Linked DNA regions of Mus musculus: region 1 is linked to region 2. Evidence: chromatin loops called from intact Hi-C (ENCODE). Cell type or tissue: heart. All regions are shown on one strand. Links, peaks and the distances in the headings refer to the core of each region. The heading gives the core; the rest is flanking DNA. Region 1 overlaps Rnf144b (ring finger protein 144B). Region 2 has its middle 4.0 kb from the start of A930002C04Rik.

Region 1 (2,921 bases), core at 198-2,697, 74 kb after region 2:
CATTGTGATTATCCTTGGTATAACAAGTGGGCTTTCCTGCTTCCATTTTTGCAAGTCACGGCACCTCAGAAGTGGCCCAGACATTGCTCCCTGGGTCATAGTGATCCACTCACTGCCAATTGTACTCATCTCTGCAGTCTACTGGCTGGTCAACCTGGTTCTCTACTTTTTTTCTTTTTTTTTTTTTTTTTAAAGCAGCTGATTTAAAGGGCTAGACCTGAAAAAAATCTTGGCTTCTCTTTCCTCTTGGCCTGACTTTACAAACCAATAGGCAGCGCGCCCTGAAGCCTGTCCTTAACTTAAAATTTTTAAACTATGCCATTTTAATGTTCTCATTCAAAAGAATATGTGCTGCATGGCCCACATTTCTTAGGGGGAGATGGGGTCACACCTATTACTTTCAGTGTAGACATTTGTGATGAGCGGGTTCCACTCTCCCCTCCTGTTCCCTCTCCTCTTTTCCTTCCTTCTGTAAAAAATTTTAAAACAAGGTTAGGGTTAATGTGGGCGGAGTGCTTATTTCTGTACTGTGGTCATAGCAAACGGAGATAAAGAAAGCTCTGTCCTGCTCCTCATTTCTCCTCAGCTGTTTAGAGATGCACAGTCAGCCTGTGTGTGGCTTCTACACGTGCCGGTTCACTTTCTTTCACCTTAGCACGCACGCTGAGGGCAAGCTGGGCTTCCTCATGGCAGAAGCCACATCGCTCACATTTGACATACTTTCCAATTCTCCTCCTGCCCCAAGTTCCTCAATTTTGTCAGTCCAAATATCTGCTTTAGACAGTATCTAGCTCCCTACGGGCCAGCTAGATACAGACTTCTCGAGTGGCCTCACTGGCCTTTGGTCCCAAGCCATCTCAGGATAATACAGAGTCACCACTCCACGGTCCCGGTGTGGGACTAGAACTCACGATCCTGTGCTTTAAAGTCAGGAAGACTCCTTACACAAAACCTGTTGAGATAATGCCCTGAACTAGTGATGGTGATTACATGTGTAACCTTTTCTCTCTCATTGCCCTCTCTCTCTCTCTCTCTCTCTCTCTCTCTCTCTCTCTCTCTCTCTCACACACACACACACACACACACACACACACACACACATACACAGAGTCATCTGTGTACCCAATGACTGAAGAACTTTAATAAGGCCTTTATCTTTATCTTGTGCGTCTCCCAATTATTGAAAGGGTGCTAGCTATCTTAAGTATCTTTGATTGAAGGTCTGGAGAGGTGACTTAATGGTTAAAAGCATTTCCTGTCCTTCCTGAGGACCCAAGTTTGGTTCCCAGTACCCAGGTTGGATGGCTCAGAACAGACATTAAATCCAGCTCCAGGAACTCTTAGCGCCCCCTTCTGGTCTCTTTAGGCATCCACACACATGTGACCGACCTACTATAAAAAATGATCCGGAATTAAAGCACTCCTACAAGACACATGCAAATTGCAAAGGACAGAGACAGCTGGCATAGATTCCCTTAATCAAGTCTAGATGTTAATATCACCAGTATCCTCACCCCGTGTACCTCCTGAGGGCCCCCAAGTCACATCTGCTATCTCTACCGTCCTGAAAAAAAAAAAATCATGACCTGAATCTAATCACAAGAAGGCATTGAGGGCAACTAAAGTTGAAGAACAGCACAAAGGCTGCTGGCCCGTACATTTCAAACACGTGAAGAGAAGGAGAGGGAGAGATAAACTGTCACCTGTCACCGAGGGCCCAGGAGACCCTGCAGGAGACAGAGGGCTCTGGTTTTGGTTTGAGTACCAGACTGGGAGAAGGCATTAGCTGGAGGATGTGTGAAATCAAGTCCTGGCACTGATTCAGGTCAAGTATACCAATTTCAATTGCATTCTTTTAATAATTAATGATGGTTTTGGTTCGAGGTTCTCCCTAAGGAGAAGTTGAGAGAGCAGCGTGCAGGAAGTCTTCATCCAACCTTGATGACATGTCTTAAGTCTGAAATTAAGTCTGAAAAATAATTCAAAAGAGCATTGTAGTGTGATTTTGGACAATTTTGAATATCTTTGTTGGGCAAAAAAAAAAAAAAAAGAGGATGAAGGCAGAGCGTGAGATAGCCCTTTATAATCTCATTTATTTCCTGTTGATCATGTCCAATCATACTTTTAACAGAACTGTAGCGAAATACATACAGTATGGAATTGGTCCTATTTTTCTTACTAAGGGACGTTTACGTAAGGTACCCAATGAAAGCACATTTTTATTTTCAGTTTGGTGAAAGAAAGCTTGAAGGGGAACGCTCTTCAGAATGGACTGAATTCACCAAGCTTAGTTGGTATAAGGGAGGCTAAACTTGCTTATTTTGTGATCTTTAATTCATTTTTTTTTTGTTAACTTGGTTTGACTGATTTGTGAAATAAACAGATTGAGTCTGCTTTTGAGGTACATAACTTGATTTTGAATGTACTTTTACAATGTATTGTATGCCGGGCAGTGGTTGTGGATGCCTTGGGAGGCAGAGGCAGGTGAATCTCTCAGCCTGGCCTACAGAGAGAGTTCCAGGACAGCCAGGGTGACACACTGAAATCCTGTGTCAAAAAAAAATATTTATTGTATTTATTAAATACAATTTTATGGTTTTCTCAAAGCAGGCTTTGTTTTATCAATTGCAAAAGTGTTTTTACTTAAATGTATTTTGCAACAAAATTGTATCTATAGTTTATACTATATACACATATGTACTACATAGTACATAATGTATATTACAATGTATGTGTATAGTAGCTTAATAGTTTCCTGCTGGAATTATCAAGGCCAAGAGGAGGGGCCCACATTAACTCATTGAATTTCTGGGAGGCTGATCCCCAGTTGTTCCATCTCTCATTTGTAAGTGGGTAACATCACTATAGCTATACATCACTATCAGTGGCACTAACAGTGTTAGAATTCCAGTTTCTAAGAG
Region 2 (2,921 bases), core at 197-2,696:
CACCGCAAGCACATTCGCATCTGTTCCCCCTTTTTTATGTGAACACAAAGCCTTGAAATCAGAAACTGGCAAAGTCATTGCCAGAGACCCATCCGTGGGCCTGAGCGTTGCGTAAGCGCGCTCCACTCCGCAGCTGCAGACTATCAGCCGCAGACTCTGAGGACAGGGTTCTCAAAATAGGGACTCATTTTTGATGTGAATGGCCATTGCTTTCTCAGCACATCTGTGGTTCTGAGCTTGCACTTGGTTACTGATGTCACTTTGTCCTGCCTCCCTGCCTGTGGCTGTGGGTCTGGGGTGGGGGTGGGGGTGGGGCAAGCCATTTCATATGCAACTTTGCTGAATCAGAAATTCAGACCTTGGTATCTTAACCAGGATATACTCCCGTGTTTGAGCTCATTGCTATGGAAAAGATCTATTGCAGATCCCATCAATGAGGTCCCTGGAGGCACTGAGAAGGACTGGGTTTTTTGGTGTGTGTGTGTGGTTGGGGTGGTATATGAGATTTATTAGAGCTGTTAGGTCCATAGCCATCAGACAGATACCAGCATGGAAGGGGCTGAAGGTTCCTGATAGGTTTCACACGAAGCGGAGGTTTATTCTAGGCTGAGACCCAACCTTGTCTTTAGCACGTGAGCCTTTTGGTGAGCCTGATCTAGCAGGTGTGTAGACATGTTTCCCTATTCTCCCACAAAGCACCCTTAGCCTCTACCTGTGGACATCGCATGGCTCTACACTTTGATTTCCCATGGATGCTGTGAACGTCCAGCGGTGCCTCGGAGGTTCTATGTGTCTTGTAGGGCTGAGCGCAGACCATCATGGCACACCTTTGTTGATGAATGTGAAGGATGGAGGGCAGCAGGCGGAGGGTATTGCTCTCCACACCACCAGAGCTGCCCTTGCACTTGGTACAGTCCTTGGAATCCCTTGTGTGTGGATTCTCCTCCCTCCCTCCCTCCCTCCCTCCCTCCCTCCCTCCCTCCCTCCCTCCCTCCCTTCCTTGTAAGCAAGTGGCTTGATGTTCTTGGAAACATTACGTCCACTGAGTGTGGAGGGTTGGGGGAAGTGGAACCAGTCATCGTCCCCTTTCAGGTTTATTCACATGCTGCAACGACCTCTGCTTACTGCATGTGTGCCGCACACAACACGAGACAAATCCAAGATGGAAAGAAAATACAAAGGAGAAGGCTAGTAAATGAATCCAGGCTTGTTTTATTGCGTCTCTTAGTATCAGTTTTCCATTAAAGTAAACAGACAGACATATAGATCCGGGGAAACAGTAAGCCAGACAGGAAGATAGAACACTGGGCCTAATTGAGGGCAACCAGACCATACTCAAGGATGGCAAGAAGTTTTTGCATAGGAACACTAGAGGGCGCTGTAGACTATAATTAAGAATCCTGCTCGCCATTTACACAGCGAGGTGCCTACTGACAGTGCCTGGTGGCTATTGCCCATCTCAGAAGTTGTTTACAGAAGCTTAAATCCAAATCAAGTAGTTTTGCTATATCTAGCACACAAACAGATTGGAAACAATGTGTCCGCTTCCTTTTACCTGTCCTGCTGGGGGAAAGTTGTAAGCTCGCTGTTGTTTAGCTCTGTTTAATAGTCAGCAGCGCCTAAAGTTGGATAAACTCAGGGCTGTGGTCTGTCTTCATTAACTGAGGTTTTGTTGTTTGTTGTATGCAGAGGTGCAATACAAGTTGAACTAGCAATTAGCATGTTGGTACTGCCCTGAGCGCAGAAGGGACCCATTTTTCTCATTGTAAATGAGAACTCTGGCTGCCTTGTTATGGAAGTTAATTCATCCTGGTGAAGTCCCGTGGCCCTGTGGGTGTGGCGCTTCTGAGACCTGGGCAAATCTTAAGCCTTCCTGGGGCTGTTTCTTTGTAAAGTGGTAAGAGAATATGAAATTTTCTCCTGGCCAGAGATTCTGTGCAGTTGACTCTCAGCAGGTGCCACACCTTGAATTTATCTTTGGCTCAAATCAAAGAGTCTGTGGAACATGGGCCTGGTGTTATTACACCGGAAGTAAACAACTCTTTGTGGATGGCTTGAAATTTTTTCATATAGACACTGCCTCACAACCTCGGAGCAGGTTCCTTAGAAGGGAGCTCTAAGTCAATCCAGATCTGGAATTAAGTCTCTCCAGGCTTTCCTGACAGTACCAGAACATCCGTGGCAAACATTCCATAATAGATTTTAAACCCCGGCTGCCCTCCTATAATTGAGGCCAGACTTCCGTGGTCTGGTGTTTGGTAGATTCTTGTTGCTATACAGTTTCTAATCCCCAAAGAATGCATTGGTGGTCTTGACTGGTTCAACTTCTGAAATAAACATTGTGTTGAAAATGTGGCCTTTACATGGGAGGGAAAAAAAAAGGAAATTGCTAGCAAACAATCACCTCTTTTGAAAAGTAAGTATGGCAGTCAGTGGCGGTTGATGACGTTTTATATCTCCCATCTTAAATATTGCAATTTCTCTTATATATAGGACCTAGACTTAATATTACATTGCATTATGTATGGAGTGAAGTAGGTGTCATGAAGAAGATATCTTAAGTGGGGAGGGAGATTAGCATGATGGAAAAAATGTAGTAAAAAGCAGAAGTGGGGGAGGGGCGTGCAGCAGTGGAGGATGAAGGAGACCAACAGGTAATGACACTTTATGTACAAAGATGTCATAAAAAACACATTCACTTTGTGTGTTAACCCAGACTGTTAATGGAAGGCCTCCTCCCGTCTTATGTAGACATAAAGAAGAGGTTTACATTGCTAATTCTGTGAAAATTTCAATAACCCGTTGCAGGTCTGTGTGTGTGTGAATGAGATGTGTGATGTATGAGTGTGTGAGGTGTGGGTGGGTAAGTGTCCCATCGAGTGTTAGAAGCCAGAGGACAATTTTGTGACTTTCTCTCTTTC

What was found. Peaks named below come from ENCODE experiments on the same cell type or tissue, not always from the same donor. Only the 100,000 strongest peaks of a DNase experiment are listed, where the experiment ranks them.
Region 1: a loop joins it to region 2, with 2.5 times the contacts of the local background. A loop is called at or near these places in 7 of 42 quality-filtered maps.

Annotation. Positions count from the first base shown.
Region 1 is chr13:47,225,371-47,228,291 of GRCm38, forward strand. All of the region lies in intron 3 of Rnf144b (ring finger protein 144B), which reads left to right. Among named protein-coding and RNA genes, the nearest start is that of Gm40934, 2.5 kb to the left of the region's middle. In heart, for the core only: a CTCF peak has its summit at 1,361 (motif pointing left); a DNase peak (open chromatin) is centred at 671.
Region 2 is chr13:47,151,163-47,154,083 of GRCm38, forward strand. It overlaps a transcript of Rnf144b not described here. Among named protein-coding and RNA genes, the nearest start is that of A930002C04Rik, 4.0 kb to the left of the region's middle. In heart, for the core only: a CTCF peak has its summit at 1,380 (motif pointing right); no DNase peak of the experiment used is centred there.